Regions from separate parts of the Homo sapiens genome. Here all the other regions are linked to region 2. Evidence: chromatin loops called from intact Hi-C (ENCODE). Cell type or tissue: ascending aorta. All regions are shown on one strand.

Region 1 (5,000 bases), 110 kb before region 2:
CTAAAGCCCAGAGACAGTCAGAAAGTGTCCCACTCACCTGAGGGACCAGGACAGGGGAGGCTTGGGAGTCCAGGTCTGAGACGACGGATGACAGCCCCCAGCTGGAGAAAGGGCTTCGGGAAAGAGTCCAGCGGGAGGGTTAGAATTCCTACCACACTCGGCAGCTGGGCCAGCCCAAGCCTGCCATGGGTTATAAGACTTTGCCATTTAAGCAGGTTGTGTCAAGGACGGCAAGGTAAGGGCAGGGTACTTTTTGAGCGGTGGCAACCAATAATTGGTGAGTATAATCTAAGAAACTTGAACTACTTTTGCTCAGTTATTTCCAGGTTCGTGTGTGTGTGTGTGTGTGTGTGTGTGTGTGTGTGTGTGTGTCTGTGTTATCCTCTTGAAAAATGTTAATGGAAGTCTTGGCTAAACTTACACTTAAGGGTGAAGAGATGTTTCTACACATTGATCCAGATGAGTGGAGAAATCGGAGCGTTCCTAGGGTTTAAGTAAAGGGAGAGAAATACTCTCAGCATACTTGCTGGCCCCTTTCCATGCACACAAGGTTGAAATTGGAGTTTGAGGGAAAGCAACTGATTAAAAGTTTATACACTTATCCCTAACAATTTGAAATCTGGAGATAAGTCAATATCCTTAAAGGTAAGAATGGACCAGGCTGTTTGCAAGAATTTAATGTTCCCATTTTTTTCCTTTTTTTTTTTTTTTTTTTTTTTGGAGTTCAGTAGTTGCAGGAATAATGATAGTTACCATTTACTATGTGCCAGTCTTCTGAGACCCTTTAAATGGATTGTCCCATTAAATCTTCCTTTACCCCTCATTACCCTTGAAGGAGGTGCTATTTAATCCCTGTTTTACAGATGAGGAAACTGAGGTGAAGGAGAATATGTAATTTGCTCATGGTCCACAGCCTACATTCTTCAGTATGTGCAGGGAAGACCTGGTGGGATCTTCACTATGGGGCCAAAGCAGGTTGGTTCAGTTTCCATTTGGAGAGCATAGGTGGAGTCAGGTGGTTTGAGGGTCATTTGTGGTGTATCAGTCAACCAGCAATGAATAGTACGTTGTATTTTCCAGCCTACAGTTTTGTCATCCTATGGACAATTCCTCTCAGAGGAGGAAGAAAAGAGGGGTGATCAGGGAGAGTGCTCGCACGGGGACAGAAGTGGGTGGATTTGGAATTAACGTGAACAGCCGACATTTCACTTCCATACAGAACTACACTGGGATAATTTTTAAAAATTAAAATTAATAAAAATTCTAAAACTTTGCAAGGATAAATTAAAGGAACTTGGATAATTTTGCTACGGGCCAATGAAGCCATAAAATTGGTAGAGTTTGCCAAGATGTGGAATATTTTTTACTTTCTTCCTAAAAGAACTCTAACATAAAAACCATCTGGTGTCCATATTTCCCAGATCAAGGCGGGGTCTAGGTAGGATGAGGCAGTGAATGGAAGAAGCACTGACCCAGAGGCAGGAGAATGGGTCTAGGCCCATCTTGAAGAAATAATTTTATACTTCCAGCCTCGGCTTCCCTTCTGTAAAATAAACCTGTTGGATTACCTCCAAAGTCCTTTAAACAGTAAAATTCTATTACTCTCTAACAAGTTTGCTCAAAGAACACATAAGTATTTTTTAAATAGTAAAAGGTTATAGAAAGTTAATTTTTGAGTTCATTTTCCCCTGAGTCTGGGCCCTGGCTCCGCCTCTCACCAGCTGCCTCTGCTGCTGTCTACAAAAGCCTGAGGCAGGAACCCACCTCTTTCTTAAATGGCAGATGAAATTGCTCCTCTTGAATGAAGACAATCAGTAGCTACAAGGTAATGGTGAGAGACTGTATACCTAGGAAAGGTTCCCTCCCAGCATGGACAGAGAACTAGGAAAAACATTGGGAGAGTTTAATACTTCCTTTAATAAGAAAGGAAGTATTTTGGAGAAATCTTGACTGGAAAGCAAATCTCCCTCTATCCCTGAAGTCTTTATCCAGGAACAGTGTTCAAGAATCTCTGTGTTGCAAATGTGGAATGCAGTTTTGGTATTCTCCTGCCTCGCATGTATGTTTCATCAACAGGCCGGTGACCAGCTCAAAAAGCCTCAAGTGCTGCCCAATTTCAGGACTGCCTGTCATTTCTACAACCTATGACTCTAGTTCATGCAGCTGAGTTCAGCATGGCCGTGGCTAAACACTGAGTCCTGACATTTACAATCCACCGCTGAGCTTCTTGGGCAAAATGAGGCCCTTTCTTTTACTCACACGTCAGTTGCTTTGGGGGACTCCCAAGACTGAATGTTTTCTATCTGCCATTTCTCCGCAGCTTGGCTATTCCCTGCTGTTATCTTTGGCTCTGTTGCTATGGGCGGAATATTTTTTTGTCCTAGCTTAATAACTGCTTAGCTGCCAGAGGTGCTCATTTCTCATTGTATTGGTGGAGGATTAGCGGAGATGTTTGGGAGATATTTCCTGTATTAAGCAGCAGGGGAGAGCTTGCTGGGCCGATGCCTTCTTTTGACATAGCGTCACACTTTTCCTTTTTTCCACTTTCTCTCTTGGAATGTGCTGAGGCCAGTTATTTGCATCCAGAGCGGCAACTCCTCCCTGACACTTCGCAGATCTCCATCCCTTTTCCAGGTGCCCTTGCAGAAACACTTCTTGGGGAGGCTGTAGTGAGTCCCAGGCAATCATCTCGGTTGGTTTTCTTTCATAGTTGGGGCTCAGCAGTGTCCTGTATCACCAACTTACTTTGCAGGCTTAATTGCCTGGAAACCTATTCCATACTTCACATTTTTTTACAATTAACTCACCAGCCTTCTATTAGAGCCACCATCTCACCCACAATTAACTTGAATCGGGTAATCTGTATTGCCTGAGAGTATAAGATACAAATTTGCAGCTCTGTCCAGAACTCTAACTGCTCATAGATTTTTGGCCCTTGTGTCTGCTTGGGACAATCCTCAAAAGACTGAGAAAAGCTGTCTAGAAAAATTATCAAAGGGAGACAGAAATCTATGAATTTTTGGTTCTTGGTCAGATTGCGATAGAGAAGAATAAATGCTAACAATTTCACTGGAAGTCATTACTAAGAGTTTGGTGATGTCACAGGGATGTGACACAGCCTGGCCCGGGTTTGTCTTTTGAGGCCACCTCTTAAAAGCTCTGGGAATTTTGGTGAGTCACTTTGCCTCTCTTCCCCACAATTTTCTTGTCTATAATATGGGGATAGTTCTGACTCATAAAGTTGTTGTGAGGTGTAAATTTTGGAAGATCCTGTAAACTATAGACATAATATTCTTAGAATTAGGTGAGAATGTATGTGAAAACATTTGCAAACTGCAAAGAACTGTACAAGTGTTAATAGCTGTAGGTCCTACAATGAAAACATAATAAAATTTTTTATCACACTTCAAAGTGTTGGGAGAACCATTTTCTCCTTGCAGTGGGTATTTATCCTTCTGTTAAAATACGATCTTAATCGCTTCCTAACTTGGAGGAATCTCTCACTGTTTGAGGCACAGCCCACCTCCTGCCTGCCAGGTGCTGTGTCCCCAACCCAGGGCATGGAACTAGGGCATCATAACCCAGGCTCAGCCAGTCAGAAGCAGATGCTCAAGGCTTTGTTCCAGAAGCTGGCTGTCCAAAGGAAAGAGACTGCAGCAAGTCCATTCTGGCTGTAGGAGGATAGGGTTGACCATAATGTCTGGTTTCTGGACACAGAGTTGGTAGCAGATCTAGAGTGGCATCTGTCATTCACTCTGGCATTCATCATTCACTCTGGCCAGCTTGGTTGCTGTGAGCAGTGGGGGGCCATCGTGCCTTTAGTTCAGTGGGTGATTTGGGGTGTCATTCCTGCTGCCTTACCTCCCAGCCTGGCTTTGTTGACAACGCAGAGATTCCCTAAGCTGCCCCAAATCCCTTTATATAAAACTGTATTATGGAAAATTCCAAACATACAGAAAATTGAAAGGAATAGAATAATGAACTCCTGTGTATCTATCACCCCATTCCACAATTAATATTTTGCCAATTATTTTACCTGTTTTTTGTCCCCCTCCTCACCTGTTTGGTTTCTTGTTTTCATTTCTTTTCTTGTCTTGTTTCTTTGGTTTGGTTTGGTTTCTTATTTTTTGCTTTGTTTTGTTTTTGTTTGTTTGGGGGCATTTTTTTGTTTGTTTTTGCTGAAATACTTTAAAGTAAGCCCAAAATCTCATGTTATTTCACCCATAAATATCTCAGTGTGTGTGTGCCTTTCTAACTGATAAGGACTGTTTTTACCATAACCATCATGCCATTTTCCACCCACCAGGATTAACAGTAATGCTCAGTATATCCCAATATTCATTTCTGTTCACATCAGCAAGAAATGCTTTCTCTTTCTTATAAGACCCTGACTTACATACTTCTCTTATCCATAAAATAGATACTTCTGCCTCTGAATGTTTTCAGAAGAGTAACTTCTGCTCCTCTCTCTCCCAACCTTGTGGAGGAGTGACCTGATGGCTAAATTGAGAATAGAACTGCAATTCATGGTTCTCTCTCTGTAAGTAACTGTCTGCCCACAAAGCAGCTGTGTTCCACCCGGCTTCAGCTTCCATGGGCTGAGCACACTGGGTCAGGCCCGAGGCCCACCTTGCAGGCTGAGTCTGGAGGAAAATCTCTGTCCTTGAGGAGTGTGAGGAAGTGATTCTGAGTAAACAGAGGTATTCTCTAAATTCAAACTGTTCCTTAATACACGCCAACATGAGGTCTTGGAGTAAAGCCACTCATCCATCCTGCAGTCTCTAATGTTATCAGCCACATCGTTGATCTTCTATCTCTCTTTATTTGATTTCAGCACTGGGGAGATTATTTATAATTTAGGGAAGAGGAAGAAAAAGCAATATCATTTATAAGCCACCAACTTGAACATACACAAAATAATTCAACAGTCATTGCTACAAAGCAAACACACTGTTAAGGACCAGTGACACACAAAAGAGTAGAGCAGCATTCCTGCCCTA
Region 2 (5,000 bases):
GCTCAGTTCCTGATCCCCGATTTACCAATCAGAATGATTGCTTCCCCTTCAAGTACACCTTGATTTACAAATCTTCTGGGAACCAAGTTCTTTTGAAAAGAGACAATCTGAGCAAAGAGAGGGCCTCCCCAGCTGGATGCACAGAGGCTGCCACTGAGGAGAGACAGCAGGCTGCTGCCTAACTTTCCAAGGGAAGAGAGAAAGGAGGTGTCCTGATGCAACAGGGAGAGAAACCACAGCCTGGCACATACCATCATGCCTCACATTCCATTGCTGCCCCTGGTAACGGTTTCTGACAACAAAATGTGGCTGGAATGCATACTCGTGTTAAATTACTGCTCTTGCCTGAGATAAGATAAAAGACATTTCTCTTGTTTGGGCTACTAAACAGAAAGTAGATCATAGGTGGTACTGCATAATGGCTCAGGAGCCAGGTTGCCAGCATTGTTATCCCTACTCTGTGTCCTAAGACGAATTACTTAAGCTCTTGGTGCTTTGGTTTCTTCCTCTGAAATAAAGTGAATGTTGATAGTGCCTACCTCATAGGGTTGTTTTGAGGCTTACATAAATTAATAGATGTAAACTACTTAGAACAGGATCTCTGAGTGCTTCATAATTCTTGGCCATCATTACCTGAGTCTCAGTTATCTTTACTAAAGAGAAGACGAGGAGGGATGAACTATTCAGAAATCGGCTTCTTATACAGAAACATACTCCCTTAAACATATATTGCTCATTTTCCAGTCCCAATATCCTCTGCTTTGGAGAGCCTGGGAGTTGAATGGGGATATATTAGGAATATATTAGGAAAAATTTGTAAGAACACCACTGAGATTTGGCAGTGAGAGGAAAGGCATGTGATTGCAGCATTCCGCTATGTGTACATGGGTCATTCAAATTCCCATTTCCTCTCCTTTCTAAAAGCTGCCATGACACCCATCAACCCAAGTCATGGCTCACCCTGCTTCATATGTGAGGGGAGGGTGGGAAGAGTACAGAGTGGGTGGTTCCTTGAAGTCAAGGGCTTCTCTCCCTACGTGTGAGTCTTGTTACTTCAGAATGGACCATGGGCTTCGCCATGGTTGAGACCAAGGCAGGGTATAACTGCTTCCAGCTCTAAGGGCTTTTGCTGGACTATTAAGAGGAATTGAATCATTGGCAGCTCAAGAGGGGCCAGGCAGGGCTGGGGCTGGGCAGGAGAGAGAAAACCAACCCCACATGAGGGGTCAGGAGCCAAATGGCAGGCCAGAGCCAGTATCTAATGGCTGTGGCTCAGAAGCCAGGGGAGCACAAAGGAGCTAAGCAGGCCACTGGGATGATCCGAGCTGCAGGACAAAGTGGGCTGACAGGGGGTCTCCAATCCCAGCAAGACCACCTTTCAGGCTCTCCAAAGGAGTCCCAGCAGAGAAATAAAGGTAGCATACAGATCAGTCAATAGGTTGTCGGATGAATTCAGAAGCAAGAACTAAGGGTTTGACAGTAGGTTAGGGCAGGACTCTGAGCACCAAAGATTGTCAGGGCTTCCTGGGGGTCCTATATACTGGGGTACTGGTAAGGAAACTGAGACGGAACCCTTATACCCCAGGAGTTGGCCTTCTTTGTGGAGACTGACATTTGGAACATAAAGTAATAATTGTAATTGCTGTTACCATTTATTAGATATCTACTCTGCCAGGAACTGGGCTTACATTCACATTTTTTGTCTCTTTGAATCCTTACAATAACCTCAGAAGCACTGATATTATCCTTCACACACTGGGATGTAAGTTCTATGCCTTGGGCCAAGGGGCTTGGTTTGTTTCATTCCCAGCTATGTACTCAGAACCAAAAATAGCATGTGCCAGTCCAGAAAAGGAACTTAATATTTGCCGCATATTTATCTCTGTTTTCCAGTGAGGGCACTAAAGCTTAGAAAGGTAAAGTGCCTTTCACAGAGTTCCACAGATTGTGAACAAAAAGTCAGAATCCAAACCTAGGTATGTCTGAGCCCTAAGTTTGTGCTTTTTTCCATTTTTCTACTCCGACTATCATAAAAAGAATGTTGGCCTCACGTCAGGATAACCCAGCATCTAGTTTCAGTTCTACCTCTAACTGTGTGACCTCAGGCAACTGGCCTTATTTCTCTGGGCTTCAATTTTCTTCTCTGGAAATGAAAGGGCTCAGAGCAGCTCGTGTCCAATATTCCTTCCAGCTCTCTGGTTCTGCGCCTTCCACGGCTCAAGGGAGCCCCATGGGATTGGTCTGAGTCACACTGGAGGGCTCTCAGGAAGCGGTGACTTGGAAGGGTCGGCTGATGGGCGGCCTGACCAGAAACGTGGAAAATGTGGGGCAAGCAGCTGCTAGAGTGAAAGAACAGCCGGTGGGAGTCTGGCTCTGTCTCCCATCAGGAAGATATTGAATTTCCTCACCCTCGTGGGGAAGTGGCTGCTGCTGCTCTAGCCCAGGGAAACCGACATTTTGCAGCTCTGGGAGTTAAGCAGCTCATGTTTTCAGAGCCTTGTGACCAATCCAGTAGAGTGAGGGGGCCAGTGATCTCTGGTGATTAGACCTAGTTGACATTTGGGGACTATAAGATCCTGAATGCAGAGTACTCATTCTAGCCATAGTCACAAAATCCCCTTAATTAAAATTTCATTTTCAACTTAGGTTTTAAACTCTCTTGCTCAGTAAGGTTCATCTATTTAAAACACAGCAGCCCAGAAGAATGAACTTAAAACAGCCATGGAGTTGCTTTGAATTATGTGCTGTGTGAAAGATGCCTAGTATCAGATTTAACAAAGTTTTACTGCCTTGGCTTTAATGCTATTATTAAGAATAATTTGTGTATGTTTGTACAGGCTTACTCCCCAAAGTTCATATTGTTTTCTTCCCAGGAACTCAAAAGCAGCTCACACGCAGTCTTTGACATCCCTTTCTCCCCTCTGTAGCTCCCTTTGTTCAGTGAGGTGAAGAAAAAGGCCTTGTTACATTACAGTGGAGATGTTTAAGCTTCTGGGAGACAGGGCATCTTCCAGAATCTGGTGAAAGCTGTGAGTCATCTCCACTTCCACCATCCTTCCATCCCCAAATCACACGAGCACATACACACAAAAAGTTCCATGCCACTTCAACTGTTCTGGAGCTCCCTAAGCAAATCCACAGAGGTCTCTAATGCTAGGTTAAACTCCGGGTTATTTTAATACATCGTGCTGGAACAACTGCAAAAACAAAAATACAATGGGAGGTTGAGGCTGCGGTGAGCTGTGATTGCACCACTGCACTCCAGCCTGGGCAATAAAGCCATACTCTGTCTCAAAAATAATAACAATAATACATTAAGAAAAAGAATTGAACCTTGATGCTTACCACACACCATATCTAAACATTAACTTAAAATGGATCATAGGCCTACAACTAAGTGCTAAAACTACAAAAACCCTAGAAGAAAATCTTTGTGACTATGGGTCAGACAGAGTCTTCTTAGATATGACACAGAAAACATGACTTAGAAAAGAGAAAAGCGATAAATTGGACTTCATCAAAATGAAAGGCTTTTAGTCTTTGGAAAACATTGTTAAGAAAATAAGACAAGCTACACATTGGGAGAAAACATGTGTAACACATCCATCTCTGTCCATGTTTGCTCACATTTCAATGTTAACTCTTAGCTTTATAATAAAATGGAAAGGATACCTTTTAACGGGGCATCACACTAACTGAAATAAAATTGGGTTCTGTGACCAAGGCAGAGAAGAGGAACGCACACTGGGTAAGCAACCAAGAGTGTGCTACATGTACAATATAAAATTATAAAAGAAAATAGAATCTCAGCAGGTGGTAGGTAACCAAGCAGGTCCCACAAGTCTGATCCTGTCTGCTGCAAGGTAGTAAGGGCAGAACATCATCTCTGCCCTGGATTCCCATCTGTGCCTAACACAAAGGAGGCCAGGGGAGAGAGCTCATGTGCTGATCTGGAATGCACAGACTACAGAGAAAAGGGCAGAAGAGGAGAGACCACCACGGGTGGAGCTGTCCACAAGGTGTGTGGAGGACATGGTCCTGAACTTGGCCTTCAATGCAAGGGATGTCAGGAAGCCAGAGGAAGGAGAGCAGGCCTTGGACTAGAGCATGGAAACAGGTGTTGGGTGCTACCTTCAAGGACCAAGAAGGCAACATGCCCTACCACAGCAGGAGGGGCATGCTGAGAACAGGAGCTGAAATTTCTCTGAGCCAGGTCAAAGCAGAGGCCGAAAGTGCCAGCCAGGGAATTTGGAGCTTGATGACAAAGTGGACTGGCTCTCCTAGAACCATGGGGTGACTTGATGAAAGTTGATTCATTCAGATCTGCTGCTTCTCCTCCAAACAGGACCCTGGTGATGGACTTTCTCCACACCCACCTTCAGGGAAGATGCACTCATTCATTTCAGCAGAGGAACGTCCCTCTTGCTGCACCAGTCACAGGCATTGGTCATGGAGCACCAGGGCTCTCTACTGCGGAACCTCATGCAGCCTCGCAGGCTTTCTCAGCACAGCACCCAAAAAACATTACCAAGTAGTCAGAACAGGCATTTGGGACACACCCAGCATGGTGGGGGCTGACAAACCCTACCCTTGTTCCCCCAACCCCACCCCCGCCTCCAGGGCCTCCCACTGAACATCTACCCCACCTCCATCGCCACCATCATTTCTCTTCTGCTGTGTGTGTTCTTCAGGCAGCAGCTGTTTTTCCTGTCACTGCATAATATTCATTTAAGCCTGATTTCACCTGGGAAAAATGCTGGAAATAAGCCAGACTCCAGAGTGATGTGGTCATGACCAGATCCCTCCAAGATGACCTGGAAAGCTGAGTCCACCTGAGCTCACAGGACGGCTGGAGCTGGGCCAGAATGGAGAGGCCGCTGGTGGGCCATGCCCCAGTGACCCCAGCCCGAGGGGTGGCAGCCAAGCTGGCGAGGAAGAGACAGAGGAGGACCATGTCAGAAACTCACAAGGACAAGTGAGGGGTCCTGGTGAAAGCATAA
Region 3 (5,000 bases), 190 kb before region 2:
CACTCCTTCCTTGCCTGAACAGTCTGCCTCTCAGTTTGCCTGGTCCTTTCCTCCAGGTCCACATTAAACTCCCCTTGCTCGCCCAGGCATCTCTCAGTGCCCGAGTCCCCATCTCTGGAGCTCCTTCAGAACTAGTGTCTGCGCCACGCATTGGATGCTTGGCACATGCGTCCTTCCACCGTCAGTACCTTCTCTTGTGTAGATGAGTGCATGTCCCTTAGGAGTGTCCTCTAGCACTAGACTAGTGTTTTATCTCTGGGTACTCCCAGGGCCTAGCAGTGAGCCTTGCACACAACACTGACTCTTGAGAATGCTCTTAAACTCTAAAGCCATCTTAGAATCAAAACCTAAGACCACATCCAGGAATACAGCCTCGTTCCCCTGGTCTACCAGTGCCCTTACACACCAAGCACATGCCTGAATATGAGGCCTTCTCATTTGCTCTTTCCTCTACCCGGCATGGTTCACTCCCCTACTCCACTGTCTCTGCACAAATGCCACCTTCTCAGGCTTTCCTGACCACCCTGTCTAAAAAATAACATTCCTTATCCCATAATCCCTATCCTGCTGATTTTTCTTCATAGCACTTACTATTGATTTATATTCTATTATTATACTATATTACATTACACTATATTTGTTTTAATTGACAAAATTATATAGATTTATTGGGTACAGCATAACATTTTGATATATGTTTACATTGTGGAATGACTAAATCAAGCTATTTAAAATATGTCTTATCTCACATATGATTTTTTGTGGTGAGAACACTTAAAATATACTCTGAGCAATTTTCAAATATACAATATGTTGTTAACTGTAATCACCATGTTATACAATAGATCTTTGAACTTCTTCCTCCTAACTGAAATTTTGTGTCCTTTGACCAACATCTCCCCAATCCTCCAACCCTTCAGCCTGTTAGCCACTATTTTATTCAGTGTTTCTATGAATTCAGCTCTTTAGAGTTCACATGTAAGTGAGACCATGTGGTATTTGTCTTTCTGTGCCTGGCTTACATCACTTCAGGTTACACTATATATGTTTAAATCTTTCACTGTGTGTGGTTCCCATAAGAATGCAAGCCCCATGAGGGCCAGGACCTTGCTTTATTCACAGCTCACCCTACAGCTCTGCCTTTAGCAGTGTGAGGAATATCGTAGGTGCTCACTGTTTGTGGAATGAGTGGATAGGTGAATGAATGAGCAAATGAATATTTTTCTGTAAAGCAAGGACCACTCTGTGTGATAATGTGACATGCAGCCCACCATGGGATGATGTAAGGCTTCTTTTCACAGAACCGAAGAGCGTTTGAACTATAAAGGTCCTTGAAAGTAGGTCACCGTCCCAATTGTACAGAGTAGGAAACTGAGTCCCAGAGAGGGAAAACAGATGGAAATGAACACTTGGAAAGTTAATATCTTTGATTTTTAATACTTCTTCCTAGAGCGTAGTCCGATGTAACAGTTCATCTGGCGAGATTCTGAGTTACCAATTTTTTATGGGTTTTGCGTTAGAATAATTTTATAATAATCAAAAGTAAATGAGAACAAGGCCAATAGCATAAAATTTCACTCCTTCACACTCCTAAGTGTTTTTCGAGGCACTGCGGAAAAGGAAGCATCTATCGTGGTTGGTCCAGCATCCCTTCAGTAGCTTAGATCTGCAGAAATACTGTTGGAACATCGTTTCTTTATTCTTCCCATCCTTTGTGTGTTAGGCCAAACCCTGAGGACTGTCTGCCTTGGAATAGAGAGGAAATCCAAGCATATGTGCAAAGTTGAGCTGCACTTTCAGCCCCAGGTCTTCAATGGGCCTTCTCCACAGGCACCTGTGAAATGCCAGCAGGGTCGTTGCATGTAGAGGGATCCCACTCAGTGCACCCCTGGGAATGGCTCAGCCGCACTGTGGGTGTAAGCATTAATCACACAACAGCCATTCTACATATTCCTTTTTTATTCTCCAGAGAGTGCCAGGAAAAGTCCTGCCCAGTCAAAAGTCTTCTCTTGCAGCTGGGTGTTGAGGGTGATTGCCCCTCTCTCTCCTTGTAAGATTATGTTTGACAGCAGTGAAAACCAACAGTTTAACAGCAGTAATCTCTTGGCAGGACAGATTGATATGAGCCTTGTCCCAAAACAAAGTAATCCTTTCAGGGAAGTGTATTTCAAGTTGAGCTCACGTTCCCAAGATGCTGAGATTCTTATGTAGCTGACACCGGAGCTGAGGCTGAGCCCCAGCCAGGGATATCCAACGATTGCCAGTAACACCACGGAACTGAGTGAAGATTCAGGGGCTGAGTGTGTTCCTGAGTGCTTCAAACCGGGGGACCTGGAAACCAGAGGACTCCTGGGGAAAGGCTGTCAACTCCAGCCTGCTCTTCCTAAATGGCCTTGTTAGTAGTGACTTCAGCCCTGGCGGTGAGGCATGTGGGTCAGAATAACATTCCCTTTCTTTTCCCTTCACCTCTTTTTTCTCCACGGTTCCTTTTCATAACTTCTTTATTTGCTGCCTAGAGGAGCTTTCTGGACATTTTGTCTCCAGGGAGCGTGACATGTCACCTGTTTCTCACCTCATATGCCTCTGATCTTCTACACCAAGGTAGCTATAAAGGCTTGCTTTCTAGGCTGGGTTTCCCTGCACAGGCCCACTGAACCACTCAAACCTCAGAGGTGGAAGTGCCCAGCGGGCCTCATGGTCAGCTGGGGATAACGGAGTCATTTTCGCAGCCCAACTTCTGAAATTCCACAAGAGGGCGCCCAAGGTCTCCCAAGTCCGGCCACGCCCGGTGGCCTTGAGGCCGGAAGGTGGCGCTGTTGCTTTAGCCATCAAGAAAGGCAAGGCTGGGGACGCCGCATCCCCGGGTGCGGAGGGCGATGCCTAGGGGCGATGCTGTGCCTGTGGCGGCCAAACAGTGCCACCCACTCCGGGAAACAAAGCCAAGCGCCGGACGCTAGGTATGGGAGAGAAGAGCCACCCTGACCCAAGGGAGGGCTCTAGGTGAGGAGCCAGCGTCCTCCGGCTCCGGTTCCCGCTGCACTGCTGCTTTGCCAGGAGGCCTTGAAGAAAGTCATTCATTCTTTCTCCCCCACAGCTTCCTAGGTCTTCCACGTGTTCAACGGAAATTCACAAATTCTCTAGTAGCAGGTAAGCTTCGGATTCAGGAATGAAAAAGACAAAGCCCTGTCCTGGGTGAATTCATTATCCATGGACAGGGGAGGCAGGCGCATCATCGGAAAGTCACCGTGTGAGGAGGGACGTGGAGGCACAGAGGTGCACACGGAAGCCCCCAGAAGAAGGACTTCCCCCAGCCTGGGGAAGCTGGGCGGGCAGGGGTGGGCCAGCGAAGCCTTCCCGGTGATTCTAGGCAGTCTTAAAAGGTGTTAGGAGTCAACTTGGGAAAGATTAGGAAAAGGCAGTGTAGGCCAAGGGACGGCCGGAGCAGAGGCCGCGCGGCAGTGCTGGCATGTGGGTGGGCGGTGGTAAGGAAGGCGGTGGATGAGGATGCAGGGAGCAGATGGGCTGCGTTGCAGGCTGGGCCCCTATGGCCCTCAATAGGTTTTGTGGTCAACATGCTTTGTGGAGTTACAACAAGCAATGGTGGCCCTAACACATATATTCATTTATAGGTCCATAAATCTGCATTCATAGAGATAAATGAGTAATCCCCAGGGTGAAGGAGAACTGGAAGAGACACTGGAGCCAGGTCCACCCTTGGCCAGGTTTTACCTTGACTTGGCGTCATCACTAGGCACTGGTTTTTTTCTCTCTCCTTCTTCCCTGACCAAGAAATACAACAAATTCGTTATGATATCGACTTGTCATGATCCGAAATTGAAGAGCAACCATATATTTATTTGGCAAGATAAATACACACATTCTTTACATAAGATTAGTAGCCACCAGTTTCTAAAAGCATATATTGTCATTTATTTGCCAAAACAAAGGTACATGCCCACATGTTATAGATGGGAAAGATGAGGCCCAGAGCTCGGGTGCATGGCTGAGGTCACCCAATTAGTGGATGGTGGTGCTGGCACTTCTGTCTGGGCTGCTTCACCTTGTCACACACTCTCCACTCCATGCAGGCCGCACCTCTCTAGCAGGGTTTATCACCCAGCTTAGTATCACTAGTACCCAGCACACTCACTCTGTGAAAGACACTGCACTGTGATCTGTAGGGTCTAAAGCTAGGGGTCCATGTCACATACAGAATGGCACTTTTCACAGAAAGAGAGGACAGATGCTGCATGGCTGGTCTCAGTGTTCATTCCGAACCCCCACACTCCAGCGTGAGTACCAAATGGTCATGAGCATTGACGGAGCACACAGTGTACCCTGAGTTCTAAAGACGCAGGACTGTGTCTGAGCTGCCATAACAGAATACCATATCAGGTAGCTGACAAAAAAAAACAAAACAAAACACATTTCTCACAGTCCAGAGAGCAAGGTTCAGTGTCAAATGATGGCCTGTTTCCTCATAGACCCTATCTTCTCACTGTAACTTCACATGTCAGAAGGGACAAACAAGCTCCCTTAGGCCCCTCTTATGAGGGCACTCATCCCATGCGTGTGGCCTCTACCCTCAAGACCAAGTCACCTTCCGAAGGCTCCGCCTCCTGGTATCATCACCTTGGTGTTGAGGATTTTAATCTGTCAATTTTGGATGGAGACAAATGTTCAGACCAAGGATAGGATGGGTTCTCAAATGCACTACTTTATATGATTAGCAACCAGAGCACATGGCTACAGCAGTAAGATGCTTGTTGGCATTTGTGACTATGTTGCAGGAAGGGCCATCCAAGAGCGTCTATGACTTGGTGCACCCTTAGTTCAAATGGCATCTTTCCCAGATGCTTGGTCTCCAAACAGAAAGCAGCCTGCAGTTTCATGTTTTAAAGTTTCTGCTACAGAGATCCTTTGCCAGTGTATTGAAGTTTGTAGAGAGAATGTTTTTAATCAACAAAATGTACTGAAGTAGTGTGCAAAGTTCCAGGAAG

Evidence for each region. A loop is a pair of places that touch in the nucleus more often than their neighbours do. Peaks named below come from ENCODE experiments on the same cell type or tissue, not always from the same donor. Only the 100,000 strongest peaks of a DNase experiment are listed, where the experiment ranks them.
Region 1: it touches region 2 in a loop (2.5-fold over the local background); 8 of 110 quality-filtered maps call a loop at or near these places.
Region 3: it touches region 2 in a loop (2.2-fold over the local background); 5 of 110 quality-filtered maps call a loop at or near these places.

Annotation. Positions count from the first base shown.
Region 1 is chr11:130,780,243-130,785,242 of GRCh38, reverse strand. It overlaps LOC105369576 (a long non-coding RNA gene), which reads left to right. Exons shown (of 4, transcript XR_948197.4): 2 at 864-975; 3 at 4,421-4,540. Among named protein-coding and RNA genes, the nearest start is that of LINC02551, 79 kb to the left of the region's middle. RefSeq lists an enhancer at 2,339-3,538. In ascending aorta, no CTCF peak of the experiment used is centred here; DNase peaks (open chromatin) are centred at 2,262 and 3,119; H3K4me3 peaks cover 823 bases; H3K27ac peaks cover 1,895 bases.
Region 2 is chr11:130,672,933-130,677,932 of GRCh38, reverse strand. It overlaps LINC02873 (long intergenic non-protein coding RNA 2873), which reads right to left and starts at 4,977. Exons shown (of 3, transcript NR_164144.1): 1 at 4,745-4,977. In ascending aorta, no CTCF peak of the experiment used is centred here; DNase peaks (open chromatin) are centred at 259 and 2,262; H3K4me3 peaks cover 908 bases; H3K27ac peaks cover 5,000 bases.
Region 3 is chr11:130,859,923-130,864,922 of GRCh38, reverse strand. It overlaps LINC02551 (long intergenic non-protein coding RNA 2551), which reads left to right and starts at 2,813. Exons shown (of 6, transcript NR_125383.1): 1 at 2,813-2,957; 2 at 3,095-3,147. RefSeq lists enhancers at 2,451-2,951, 2,952-3,452. In ascending aorta, a CTCF peak has its summit at 2,784 (motif pointing right); a DNase peak (open chromatin) is centred at 2,802; H3K4me3 peaks cover 345 bases; H3K27ac peaks cover 3,926 bases.